2 separate regions of the Homo sapiens genome follow, and region 1 is linked to region 2. A link is a contact called in ENCODE Hi-C or POLR2A ChIA-PET data. All regions are on one chromosome and are shown on one strand. The core of a region is the stretch at or near the end of the contact, and the rest is flanking DNA. Distances in the headings are between cores, read along the strand shown.

Region 1 (7,435 bases), core at 3,739-6,238, 230 kb after region 2:
ATGAAGGAGGACTTAGGTAAGTACTTTCAGACAGTGATTAATATTAGTTACAAATAACTGTTAGTAGCTTGAACCAGTTGGCACTTTCTTTACTATTTTAACTTGACTCTTAACTTTTCCTTCTAAAAAGTGTTTATGGCTCAGTACCTTTGTCTTTCAGAACCTAGTGATGCTTGTTTGGAAAGACAAAGATTTCTAATTGTCGATAACTACCCTTCCCCTGTTGTGGCTAAACTGAAAGGAAAGACATAACTGTTTTTTGTGTGTTGCTAAGCCCCAAAGCCCCAAAACCAGCATTAACAGATTTAGCAGGAAACATCGTATATCCTTTGAGGATCTAATATGCATTAAGTTTTCATATCTTATATAGCTTTATTTATTTATTTATGTATTTATTTATTTGAGATGGAGTCTTGCTCTGTCGTCCATGCTGGAGGGCAGTGGCGCGATCTTGGCTCACTGCAACCTCCGCCTCCTGGGTTCAAGCGATTCTCCTGTCTCAGCCTCCCAAGTAGCTGAGATTACAGGTCTGCGCCAGCATGCCCCGCTAATTTTTGTATTTTTAGTAGAGATGGGGTTTCGCCATGTTGGCCAGGCTAGTCTCAAACTTCTGACCTCAGGTTATCCTCTTGCCTCGACCTCCCAAAGTGCTGGGATTACAGGCATGAGCTACCACACCTGGCCTTACATAGCTTTATATAGTGAATGATGTGAGGTACCATGACCTTAGCAAAAGTTGTATAGGAAAGTTTTATGTGGTTGTTTCTGGTGGAGATAGATAAAAGTTGAGAACATAAATTAAAACTCAGTGATAGCCATTTTGCAAGATGTAATGTGGTTCAACTTTTTGGCTAAAGCACCGGTTTATAGACTGAAGATTTGAGAGCTATTAGTGGGATATAAAATCATTATAAAGGTGGTAGCCAGCATTTAAAAAGACAATGAAATAGAGAAGAGATTAGTAAATATCGGAGTGCATGATACATAGTAAGTATTATTTTGTGAAATATTTGTTTCTTTTGTATGTGTTTGTATATTTTTGCTGGATAGAATGTGTTTCTTACTGTGAGTTATAGTGAGAAAGCTTCAAGAGCCACTAACCTAGTTGGCAGTACTATCCACTTGATTCCTCAAAACCAACTATTTAAACTCCAGGAAATTGTATTTATATTTCAATGTTGGGAAAAAACAAGAATTGATACATCTCTTTTTTTCCAGTACTGAGAAAGAAATGTAAAGATTGTGGAACCTGTAAAGCATTTTTCTGTGTTCTGAATTACCATATTATCTTTTTATTTTGGGGGCACTCATTACTTTATACAATTACTTATTTATATACTTTTGATTTTAATATTACAGAATGTAGTATCTTACCCATATTTGTATTCTTACAACATTTAATTCAGTGCCTGGCACTTAATAGATACTTAGAATTTGAGTGTTGACTATTCGGTGATGGAGTTGACAGGACAGTTGAGAAGTAAAAGAGTTAGTGATTGGAACAAAAATGGGGAACAGAACTTACGAAAATAAGGACAGGATATAAAAAGATTAAACTATGTTAGGTATTGAGGGGAAATTTCCATACATTTGTTTTAATAATTTTATTTTTGTAGAATACTTCTGTGATTATCAGATTGGTTAAAATCCCAAATAAGGGATTTTAAAAACACTTTTACAGAAGCTATAAAACAGTAACAAATTAAAATGTTCTGTTTCGTTCTTCTTGGATCAATTTATGTAGAAATTAAAAGTTACATAATTATTTGTTTTATTCTGATTAGGCGTTTACAGTCCCTAATTAAAAATATTACACTTAGAAGAACAAAGACAAGCAAAATTAAAGGAAAACCTGTTTTGGAGTTACCAGAACGTAAAGTATTTATTCAGCACATTACACTTTCAGATGAAGAGAGAAAGATTTATCAGTCTGTGAAAAATGAAGGCAGAGCCACTATTGGAAGGTATGGAGAAAGAAAACCATGTTAAAAATTAGTTTTTGTTTACTTTGTTTCCCATTCACTGAATGACATTATTTAGATGTGTTAGCAATAGTTTGAAGTATACTGAAAGATAATTTGCTTCTATGAATTACAGTGTTTTTTACAAATCAATAAAGTGAATGAAATAATAGTATAATTCACCAGGTAAGTAATTTTTTAAGTTAGGAAATAATTTAAAGCTTACTTTAAATGACAAGTTCTCAATTGCTAGCCAGAAGATTTTGCTTGCTTCTATTTCCAAAATCGTATGGAAATCTGGAAATAGGAACTGATGAAATAGGTTTAACAAGAAGATTAAGGATTGGTAGAAGGTATGAAATTCTGGTCCAAGCAAGATCAGGTTTAATGTGAGCCCACAGGGAACAGAATGAATAAGAGACAAGTGAAAGCAGAATAGGACTGTGAAAGGGGAATCTTCAAAACATAAAAACTTCAGTGAGGTAGGTACAAAGCAGGTTTGATAGGAATTAGAGAGAGTGGGAAAGATTGTTCTAAGCAGCAGATTTCTGAGTTCAAAATCTTCTTTCTTTTCATATTCTTTCAACAAAAATTTATTAAGTGCCCACTGTGTGCCAGGCACTTATACCCATTGGGATACAGCAGAATAAAACAGACAAAAATGCCTGCACTCGAGGAATTTATATTTTAATGGGAAGAAACAGATAATTTAAAAACATGATTAAGTTTTAAGGAATAAAGCAACGAAAGGGGATGGGGAATGCCAAAGCTGTTTTAGTAGGGTATTAAGGAAGACCTCACTGAGAAGATGATATATAGGTAAAGATCTAAAGGAGATTGGGATTAAGGGGTGTTTCAGCCAGAAGGAAGAGCAAGTGTAGATGCTCCCAGTTGGGAACATGCCTGGTGAGCTTGAAGAATAACAGAGAAGCAAGTGTGGCTGGATAGTATGAACGAGAGAAAATAGTCATGATATCAGAGATTTATTGGAATGGGGGTATGTAACGCATATGTCAAGGACTTTGGCTTTTACTTTTTATGACAGGAAACCTTAAAGGGTTTTGAGCCAGGAGAGGGACGTAATCTGATTTATATTTTTAAAAGATCACTCTGGCTGCTGTGCTCAGATTTAGGTTATTTGAATAGGAATAAGGTCAGAAGTAGGGAGACCAGTGGCAGTCAAAGCAAGAGATGATGGTGGTTTTTACCATAGTAGTGATAAAGGGAGTGAGAAATGATTAGATTCTGTTAAATTGTGAACGTAGAACCAACAGAACTTGCTGGTTGATATGTTATGGCATGTGAAAGAGGAATCAAAGATAACTTCAAGCCTTTTTACCTGCATAAGTGGAAGGCTGGAATTGCTGTTTACCAAGACAGGTCTATGGGAAGAGCAGAGATTTTTTTAAGCTAAGATCAGAAGCTCAGTTTTGGACACATTGATCATAGGATGCCCGTGAATTTTCCAAGTAGAGATATCAAATAATTAGTTGGATAGGAGAGTCGAGTTCAAAGTCAGCTATGTGTGGATGGTAATTAAAGCCATGAGATCACCAAGGGAGTGAGTAAAGTGAAAGAGATCTAACTGTGAAGATAGCAATGGCTGGTGAAATAGGAGGAAGGAAGCTTCTAATATTTAGCACATGGTAGGCACTCAAAAGAGATCTCTTAAATTGAAATGCTGAGTATCAGTAAGATATGACCATGCCAGGGAATAATTAGTGTTAGTAAAGGTTATTCTATTTGAAAAAGTTGAAAAAGATTAACTTTATTGAAACTGTTCTCAGAAAATAAGTTATTTTTAAAGTATTCTTTTTAATAGGCTATATATTTACTAACATTTATTTAGCACTCACTAGGTGTTATACATTGATCTTAGTGCTTTAAATGTATTCACAGCAATCCTATTAGGTCAGTATAATTATCCACATCTTATAAGTGAGGAAACTGAGGCACAGAGCAGTTTAGGTGACTTACACTGTTGTCACACAGCTAGTGAGTGACAGGACAGATTAACTCTGGCACTTTGGTTTAGAGCTTGTAAGTTTAATCTTTGTATTATTTTGCCTATTCCTTGCATTCTTGAATATTCAGAAATGTTTGTTGCCATAATACTACCAGTACTAATACTAGCAACAGATTCATGTATAGCACTTAATATAGTCCAGGCACTATTTTAAATACTTTACATGTATTAAATTAAATAACAGTAGTTGTATGAGGTAGGTACTTTTACAATGCCACTGTTAGAACTGAGGAAGCTCAAGACATAGGTTAAGCAACCTGTCCAAGGTTACATAATTAAATTGGCACAGCCAGGTTTTGAATTCATGACCAGCTAGCTCTAAAAATTTGTACTCTTAGCCGTTAGGCTATATTTCTTCTGTTGCCTTAAAATACTTAAATATCAGATGGCCTGGTTATATAATTTTTGGATCACCCATTTCCTTAAGAATCTATGTTGTCATTGTACCACTGTATTTTGTATAGAATGTTTCTGTGGGGAAGCCTGGTTTTTTTTTTTTTTTTTTTTTTCCCTCTGAAGTTCAGCAACTTCTTTGTTGACTTTCCCCTGGGACATGTGATATTATTTAAATCTTTAGATTCCAGGCTTTTCCCCCCTTCTCTTTCCTGGAAAGCTTTCTTTAAATATTGTTTTCTGTTCCATTATTTTATTTCTCTCTGTGTATGTTAGATGTCTTTTATCTGTGTTCCATAGGTATCATTTTATTTCTGATCTTTTACATTTTTTTGTTTAATTTTGATTTTCTCAGTCCTGTTTCCTACATCCTTTTCTATGTTTTTATCAGTGACTAGTCTTTTTTTATATTGGCTTATATTGGTTTCAGTGTGACTTTCATTTCTCTGATGATTCACTGTTTTCTTTCACTTTCTTGAGCCATACCAGCTCATCTTTCATCTCTTCCTGTTCTCTTGCCATATTTTTTCAAAGCTCTTTGTCTTTGCTTTAAGATTTTTTTTTTTTGGAGGAATTGTTTTATTGAGTGGTGTTAAATTGTGACAGTATCCTTGGTCATAATTTTTATTTGCTCTGTGGCAACATTTTTCTGCTGAGTTTTCTTTCACTGCCATGTGTCCCCTACCTTTGCTCTCTGCTGATTATTACTTATATTTGAATATCTTGAGTTCTTCTTGGACTAGCTATTTGCTAGTCCAGATATACAAAAGGGAAAGGTCACAATCATGTCCCCGACCAGCAGGAAATAACCCAATTTACTTAAGACTCAGGGTTACATGTTGAGTTACTTTAGGTTTTATTAGTACACATAAACAGAGATCAGAAACTTTAGGGGTGCTTGGAGTGTAGAGTGCTGTGCCCATAGTCTTTTTTTGAAAATACAGTGCACCTGTATGTTTCTGTATTCAGTTTACCTTCCCTCTTTTTTTGATATAAATTTCTCCATGGAAGCTCAAGTCACCAAGCATGCACCCTGTTCCTGTTTCTGCACATGAGAGGTATTGATTTTCCCCTCAGGGCATGCCATCCATTTTAAAGAATTGTGTTTTGGCAGCTCTGTTTGAGATCTGCAGTCATCCCTCTCAGCATCTTCCTATCTGACTTAGACTGCAATTGGCAGCCATTTCTCATATATTGTGCCTTATTGTTATAGATCTCTCTTGGTTTTATTAGAGTTGCTTTTCTGCTTTTCATTCTTGTTTTGGAGTAATTTCTAGAGAAGAAAAGAAAAATGCCATTTTACTCTGCTGTTTTAGAATAGGAAGTTATTATTGTTTAGCGGACTTAATAATATTTGACATTTTAATCTCTAGGTATTTTAATGAAGGGACTGTCCTGGCACATTATGCAGATGTCCTGGGTCTTTTGCTTAGACTGCGGCAAATTTGTTGCCATACTTACCTTCTTACAAATGCAGTGTCTTCCAATGGCCCCTCAGGTAGGTAAATTTGATTGCTTCATATCATTGTATTTGTCAGAGATACTTAAATAAGAGTGATAAATTTTTTTTATGTGGCATACATTTAGTTTATTTTGTTCTGTCAAATGGAGATTGCTTTTAGTGTGAGACTCAGCTAGGAATACATCCAATAATTTTTTTACCAATGAAATGGAATTATAATGAGGTCTTTCCAGGAATTCCGGTGATAGATACCCTTTGATGAAAGATTCATATTGGATCTGCCTTTTATTGTGTGGTGGTATGTTATTGTCATGTTATAATGATGCTTCTCTATGAGGTATATTATGTGAGTTGGCTACTATTTTGGCTTCTGAATGTTTCTTAAATTTCAAATTTAAATTATGCTTTTTGCCTATGGCAGAAAATGATGAGAGACTTTCCCTACTGGCAAGCGAAACTTTTCCTTATAAGATAGATTAACTTGTCATATTACAAACCTTGCTCTGAAATTAATTTTTCAGCCTTTTCTCTAGGAAATGATACACCTGAAGAACTGAGAAAGAAGTTAATAAGGAAGATGAAGTTAATTCTGAGCTCAGGTTCAGATGAGGAATGTGCAATTTGCCTGGATTCTTTAACAGTTCCTGTGATAACACATTGTGCACATGTATTTTGTAAACCCTGTATTTGCCAAGTCATTCAGAATGAGCAGGTTAGTTTTTTGCTCAGTACAGGTTCAGTGTTTGATAGAGTAGTGTACCTGTCTTTAATATAATAAAAGATAGTATATGGAGTTTTGCACTTGGATTTAATAATATACCTTTGATAGTTAATTATTCCAGTATTTTAATAGGTGATATATTTCTTCTAATGCAACATTTGCAACATAAAAAGATGTTCACAGTCAATATCTTAATTCCGCTGTTTATATCATTGCTGTTCAATAAATGGATTGATAATGTGAGACACAAAGATAATTTTCAGTTTTCTAGTAGTCATACTCTTAAGTAAAAAGAAACATTAAGCTAATTTTAATACATTTGTATTTAACCCAATATATCTAAAATATAAAAAGTATTAATGTGCTTTTTACAAAAAACTAAATCTTCAGAATTTGGTGGTGGTGTATACTTACAGCACACCTCAATTTGGCTTAGCCACATTTCAAGGACGTAATTGCCCCATGTGATTATTGGCTATTGTGTTGGATAAGGTAGGTCTAGATTCTTTTGTGTGGTAGAATTTTTTTGAAGTTGACTAGTCTGTTAAGCAGTCATTCAGCTGGGGTAGAATTTTTTTAAACATTTTAAATTGATATATAACATATGTAGAAAAAATGTATAAATTCATAATTAAATAGCTCAGTCAATTATGAGGTAAACATATTCCTGTATCTGCTGCCTAGGTCCCCTTGTGGCCCCTCCCAACCATTTACCCTCTCCCTCTTCCCCAAAAGTAACCCCACTGTATTGACTTTTAAATAATTTTAGCTTCAGAATTATTTAATTGTAATGGTGTTTTATATATAGTTATTTAAGATATAATCTTATTTTATTAACAGGTTCAAACGGGTACAACAGATGTTGCTTTGGA
Region 2 (6,698 bases), core at 727-3,226:
TTGCAGGACACATATGCCATTAGAACCACTTCGTTTGTTTAGTTCCAACATGGTATGGAAAAGAGGTAGTAATACAAATCCAAAATTGCTCTTTCCTGGAATGATCGCCACTCTTGTCTTCCTGACACGTTATTTTGCAGATCACAGCTAATTCTGTTTATCATTAATTTTGTTCACGTGATAAGGTATAAAACAACACTTTCCTTTTGATATGTGTGTAGCTGTTTTCTCGATTTTTCTCTTCAGATAATTGAGAGAGGGAAATATAGAGGACATGAGTGGGGTTCTGATTTACCACGGTTTAAGAGCAAAACACCTTAATGCTACCAACAAATCCACAAATCCATTTAAATGTGTAAACAGTCCTAAATCATGGGAACTGATCGACTACTTGAATGCTAAAGTAACCTTAAAGTGGGGTTAGAAACATAGACACAGTTCAGTTTAAAGAATTTGGCATGTCTTTTAAACCAAAATGCCACATGTTTTACTTACTACATTTGTATTTGATTTCTTCATTCAGTATTTCAACACTCTTCTCACCAATTATACCTGTTTTTGACTCCCATCACATTTTCTCCAGCCTCTGGGTTTTATCTGCCAAAATTAGGCTGTTGAGCTTCTGACTTTTCATTTAGCTTATTTAACACTTTGTTTCTTTCCAGTCAACATTTGTTAAAGTTCTGTCTTTTTTGTTTGTTTATAGAGAATTTCTACAAGGAGGTCAAGCGAGGAAGAGCTTTGTTTTTAAAAAGGCTTTGTATTTTCAATATTGATACTGATAATACATTTCAAAGGATCATTGAAAAACCATCCTGGTTGGGATTTTTAGGTCCAATGATTAAAGCAGAGACTGGAGACTTCATTTATGTACATGTAAAAAATAATGCTTCAAGAGCTTATAGTTATCATCCTCATGGGCTCACCTACTCCAAAGAAAATGAAGGTAAGCAGATCCTCTTTCCTGAGTTTTGCTTATGGAGAGTATGAGCACATTGCATTAGAAAAAGCCAGGTAATCATGGACTGGTCAGCATTCTGAGCTACGTGGAGTTTAGAGTGGATGCAGACTCTACTTCTGATGTATTTAAAGTTTATACCCAAGACAGTCCTTTTTTAGTTTCTCATCTTAATTGAGTGACAGCCCTTATGCAATTCCTAGGAAATAAAACACTTTTCCCTTACTCACCAGAAAAGAAAAAAAAGGTGTTTTTTTGTTTCGTTTTGTAGGAAACACTCATGAGCTAAATGTTAGGTTGGCAGAAATCCTGTTCTGCCCCCACCTCATTTCCATTTCCTAGTAGATGAGGATCACCCTCTGGGAAGATATCAGTATCAAGAGAAATCACTACTTTCCAGGCAGACTCTTCTCTCCTACACAGCTACAGTCACAGATACATCATGATTTTGGAAAAAAAAAAAAAGGAAGGGAAGAGAAAGCCAACAAATAGGATTTTGTGAGTTTTTGGGAGACAACAAGGAAAGCTAGGAAAACAGAGTTTGGAATTGTCTTTAGTAGAACACAGATATTTTTTCCCAGTGTTTGAAATATGGTTTTTAAAAGGCCTGGCATAAATCTTTAGAAAACTGGAATTTTAGGCCAACTTGATAAGAGTACCACCTATAGCATACGTGCTCCTTCCAACAGAGGCTCTATGATAATACAGGGCAGCGGAAATCCCATATGCCATTCCTTTCATCTGTCATCATTATTTTGCCATGTTACATGACCATCTTGCAATGATTATTGCCCTTTAAATATAGTCTATAAAAAAAAAGAAAAATAGTCTATATTATAGACATATAATGTGAAAAATGTTAACAAGAGTTTGCTTTATTTTTTTACTTTTTAATCAACTCTCAAAACTTGAACTGAGGTTTGATGATTCCGTCAGGGAAGCATGAAGAAGAACTAGAAAACAGGCCTTGAATTAATCCTCTGGACTGAAACAGACTCAGGAAACTGGACCATGACTGGAGCCAGTTCCAGCTGGGCCGCTGGGCAGGAAGAAAGTACAAAACAGTCAGTCATAATTTCTTCATGTTCAGTGTGGAACAGGAGGGTCCCAAAAGAAGAATAGAGAATCAGAGGCTGCTCATGTTTCAAAGTCTTTTATTGAATAAAGGAATTTTATTCATAGTTAGCAGGATCCAGCCACGAGGGGTAAGGATCTGAGGCAACACTTTAGCCAGAGAAGAAGAAAGAAAGGAGAGCAACGGTCCAAAGTCAGAACTGAGGTAATAGTTCAGAGTAACGGCATGGGCCACCTTCGGACTGCAGTGGGCTACTTGGAAGTAACAGGGACACCCTTGGATGCCCTGGGTCCCAAGTCTGACTGGCAATGAAGAAAATATGGAGGGCAACTCGGGAGTCCAGAGGTTACCTCTGCATCTGAGATCTAGGCACATGGTAGGTGCAAAATAAATATTTGTTGAATCCATCAGTAAGAGTGATGATAGCCTATTATATACTGCCTGCCTCATTCCAATTTAGTCTAAAAACTGCAGCCAAGCTGAGCATTCAGGTAGAAGCCAACTAAAGGGGATTTAGGGAGGTAGGAATCTGGGAAATGGTGGGGAGAAATGCACACTTTTTGAGAAATACAAAGTAGCATAATGGAGGAAGCCCGAGTCACATTCAAAATAGTGTTATCCAATATTTACTGTAACCACAGTGCAGAATATGTTTTCTAGGTGCTATCTATCCTGATAATACGACAGGCCTGCAAAAGGAAGATGAATATCTGGAGCCAGGGAAACAATATACCTACAAGTGGTATGTAGAAGAACATCAGGGACCTGGCCCCAATGACAGTAATTGTGTGACAAGAATTTACCATTCCCATATAGACACTGCAAGAGATGTAGCTTCGGGACTTATTGGACCAATACTGACTTGTAAAAGAGGTAACTTTAAAAAAAAATCTCATTGCAGTAAAAGAGTAAACCAGAATGGGTAGGCTGTCCTCTGCTCTCCTAGAGGAATTTTACTATCCAAGGCACTCCATTTTCCTGCCTTAACCTTGGTTTTCCAGTCAAGAATGGAAACTTGCCATCTTGGACTCTGAGCACTAGATGGCGATCTCAAATCCAACCCTCAGTTCAACCAATAATTCAGGTTGGTCACTAGATGGTAGTCAAACCCAATAAACTTCACTTCGGCCATCTTCCTTCAAAATTACTGCCACCTTTTTGTGTTTATGTTTTAAGGTGAATCAGTTAGAATCATCAGTTTATTAATAATTCTTGCAAGGAGGAAGTTTTGCTGATATGTTTCTAACTTGCAAGGGAATATAGAGTTTTGAAAATTCTGATTTGGTTCATTAAAACAAGATCAACAAAGCAACAGCACTAGATTAATTATGAAGTTAATGAGCAAATTTAACTTCCTATGACAATCAAAGTTTAAATTTTAGGTGAACAAACATCTCTCCACAATAAATATTTTAATAATTGCAGTTTCCTATGCCAAACACACATAGTCTCATGATTACAAATTACATTCCTTGGGAGATAACTTTTTTTTTTTTTTGTATTTTTAGTAGAGGCTGGGTTTCACCATATTAGCCAGGCTGGTCTTGAACTCCTGACCTTGTGATCCGCCCGTCTCGGTCTCCCAAACTGCTGGGATTAAAGGTGTGAGCCACCGTGCCCAGCCGGGAGATAACTTTTTAAACCAACTTTGGAAGAGCTTTTTGCCCTTCTCAAAATTGCAAGGAACTCAACTGCATAATGGCAAGATAAAGAATATGTGTTTATTATATTTAACTTAAACATTAGCTATCTAGTCTGAACATTTCCAAACTTTCTCCCTTTTCTTTTTAAACAGTAAGATAACTTAATGCTTTGCATTCTCAAAGGCAAGTATGTGAACTGCCATCAAGCCTTCCTTGGTTGGGTACAGTGGCTCATGCCTGTAATCCCAGCACTTTGGGAGGCCAGGTTGGGAGGATCACTTAAGGCCAGGAGTTTGAGACCAGCCTGGGCAACATAGTGAAACTGTGTCTCTACAAAAAAAAGAAAGAAAAAGAAAAAGACTTTCTCACTTACAGTTATGTTGATTTATGCCCTATGGTTTTAAATATAAGGCTGTTATAAAATATTTGGGACTGATAATAATTTTATAGAATATTATATTTTTATATACTTTTTAAATATTATAACTATTTTATTCCCACTGTCCTAAGCACTTTTCTCTTTTGTTCAATCTAAGCGCACAGAGGGATCTTATCCATTTTGAGTCATTTGTTTCCATCTGTGGGTTAATGAGTCTGAAATCTGTAACTTTGGTTCAAACTCCTTTACTGATAGTCAGGCCTGGCAACTTGGCGTCTCTACTTGGGTGTTTCATCCGTACCTAAATACGTCATATTCCAAAACCCGTCATTTGTTCCTGCCCTGAATCTCTCCCTTCCTTCTGTGTTCCCTGCCTTGGGGAATGGCCCCAGTATGCTCCAATTAGTCACTGGAGACAAAACCTTGGGTAACATTCTTGATACTGCCCTCTCCCTCATCACTTGCTAAATACATCAGTCAAGTCCCGCCAGCTCTACTTCGTACACATCACAAGGTCAGCTCACTTCTCTTCAGCTCCACGAACTCTAACCTAGTTCAGGCCACTGCCATCTTTTTGCTAGGATACCCACAACAGCCTCTTAGCTGCCCCACCAGTCTCTAGTGCTTCCCCTTTCAATTCATCTCCACTTGGCTTTCTGTCTGGGGGGTGAAGGTGGGAGGATGATTCTGAGTCTGTCACTCCTTTGCTTAAAATCCTTCAAGGACTGCTGATTGTTCTGACGATAAAGTCCAAATTCCTTTTATCTTAATTGCTGCCTGGAATCTTCTCTACAGGTACACCCCAGCAAACTCCTCATCCTTTAAATATCAACTGAGGTGTCACTGCCTTCAGAAAAGATTTCCATACCCAAAATTAAATTAACCAGCTCCCAAACACTGAACTCTTCCCTACTATAGAACTTTACACACTATAGTATCTTATTAATTGATGGCGTCCACCCTTGATTGTATGCCCTGCAAGGGTAGATAACTGTCTTGTTCACTTTTATAAACCCAACACTTGTCATAGTACCTAACACATTACAAATATTCAATAAATATTTGTTGAATATAAGCATAGAAGAATAAATAAATTGGTATGAACTAAAGTTATCCTTCGTTTGAGGAAACACAAATTTTTAGACTTTGAACAATCTCACGCGATAATGGTCATCAGATGCAGACACTGCAGAAAGTTACTGATTTGATGTAAAGATGAGTATGGATTCTTTAAATATGGCTTCATATAGGTAATATGCTTTTTTAAGTTTGTTGTAAACTTTACAAAAACCGACATCCCACATCGCAAACATTTACCTTTTTCACGTGCCCTAACAATTAACAAAACTGTAGATCGTAAAAGTAGTTGTATCTGTAACAATGGTTCTAATTAATGTCTACATGAAAAGTAAGAAATGTGTTTTTTGTTTCAGGGACACTGAATGGAGACACTGAAAAAGATATTGACAGGTCTTCTTTTCTGATGTTTTCTACAACTGATGAAAGCAGAAGCTGGTATAGTGATGAAAATATTCGTGCATTTACTGAATCTGGCAAGATTAATACTAGTGATCCCCGTTTTGAGGAGAGCATGAGCATGCAATGTACGATTAAAAGAACTTTCTCATACATAATATCTTATAATTCTAACTTCTATGATCGTATTCAGTCATTTCCCTTTGTTCAAGTTTATTTAGTTGAGTTTATGTTTTTCAGCGTTTCAATCAGAGTATACTGGGTTGACATGCAAATGCAAATCACTAGTAAAGCCTGCTCATTCCCTAAGTCCAATAGCAAGTAAAGTTTGGTCAATATTTGTTTTCTGAAGTCTCATACTGATTTAAAATAGACAGTAAAAACCTAAGAAAGACGTAACTTTAAGTAATAAAATATGGAATAACAAAGACATAATTGACCAAATATTTTATGAATATGTGTTTTTATCCAACATAGAATTTTTCAGAAATGATGTCATCATAATCCGTCACCCTTATCCTTGGTTTCTTCTCTCATGAACTTAGTTTCTATTTTTTTCCCCTTTTCACTGCTTCCTGCCTTTCAGGAACTTTTTCTCCTCTTGCCTTTAAACCTTTGTGTTCCCCTCACTTCTCATCATACACAATGCATATGGACTCCTTTCCCATGAAACACAAATCAGATGTTATAGATTATGTGTGAGAACAATGTTGACATTGTGAGGTTTATATTAATATGATGAGGAAATACACAGAATTTTTACCAGGTGGCACTGATCTATCATGCCTGATTGATTAATATACATTTGTTTTCAGCAATAAATGGATACATCTATGGAAATCTGCCCAATCTCACCATGTGTGCTGAAGATAGGGTCCAGTGGTATTTTGTTGGCATGGGTGGCGTGGCTGACATACACCCCGTCTACCTCCGCGGACAAACTCTGATCTCTCGGAATCACAGAAAGGACACCATTATGCTCTTCCCCTCCTCACTGGAAGATGCCTTCATGGTGGCCAAGGCCCCTGGAGTGTGGATGCTGGGATGCCAGATACATGGTAGTGATCTATTACTTTTGCGTGATACAGAGTCAGAGAACTTCCAAGGTCATAGCCCATTACAAATGCCTTACCTTACAAATGAAGAAACCGATATCCAAGAAGGTGA

The links. Hi-C counts contacts between places; a loop is a spot of excess contacts on that map. ChIA-PET counts read pairs that join two places held with the same protein, here RNA polymerase II (POLR2A). Pooled maps may share reads with other maps.
Region 1: a loop to region 2 is called in a pooled map, with 4 times the contacts of the local background. The contact joins two enhancer-like sites. A Hi-C loop is called at or near these places in 1 of 37 single-sample maps with no recorded cell type and 6 of 50 pooled maps. POLR2A ChIA-PET finds 5 or more read pairs at or near these places in 1 of 52 experiments (H1).

Annotation. Positions count from the first base shown.
Region 1 is chr3:149,040,609-149,048,043 of GRCh38, reverse strand. It overlaps HLTF (helicase like transcription factor), which reads left to right. Exons shown (of 25, transcript NM_003071.4): 17 at 1-16; 18 at 1,785-1,964; 19 at 5,754-5,878; 20 at 6,376-6,554. Among named protein-coding and RNA genes, the nearest start is that of HLTF-AS1, 42 kb to the left of the region's middle. Within about 2 kb of position 4,988, at least 2 of the 41 ENCODE cell types and tissues checked have a DNase peak (open chromatin) inside an H3K27ac peak, as active enhancers do.
Region 2 is chr3:149,269,711-149,276,408 of GRCh38, reverse strand. It overlaps the pseudogene CPHL1P. Among named protein-coding and RNA genes, the nearest start is that of TM4SF18-AS1, 12 kb to the left of the region's middle. RefSeq lists an enhancer at 5,666-6,698. Within about 2 kb of position 1,976, at least 3 of the 41 ENCODE cell types and tissues checked have a DNase peak (open chromatin) inside an H3K27ac peak, as active enhancers do.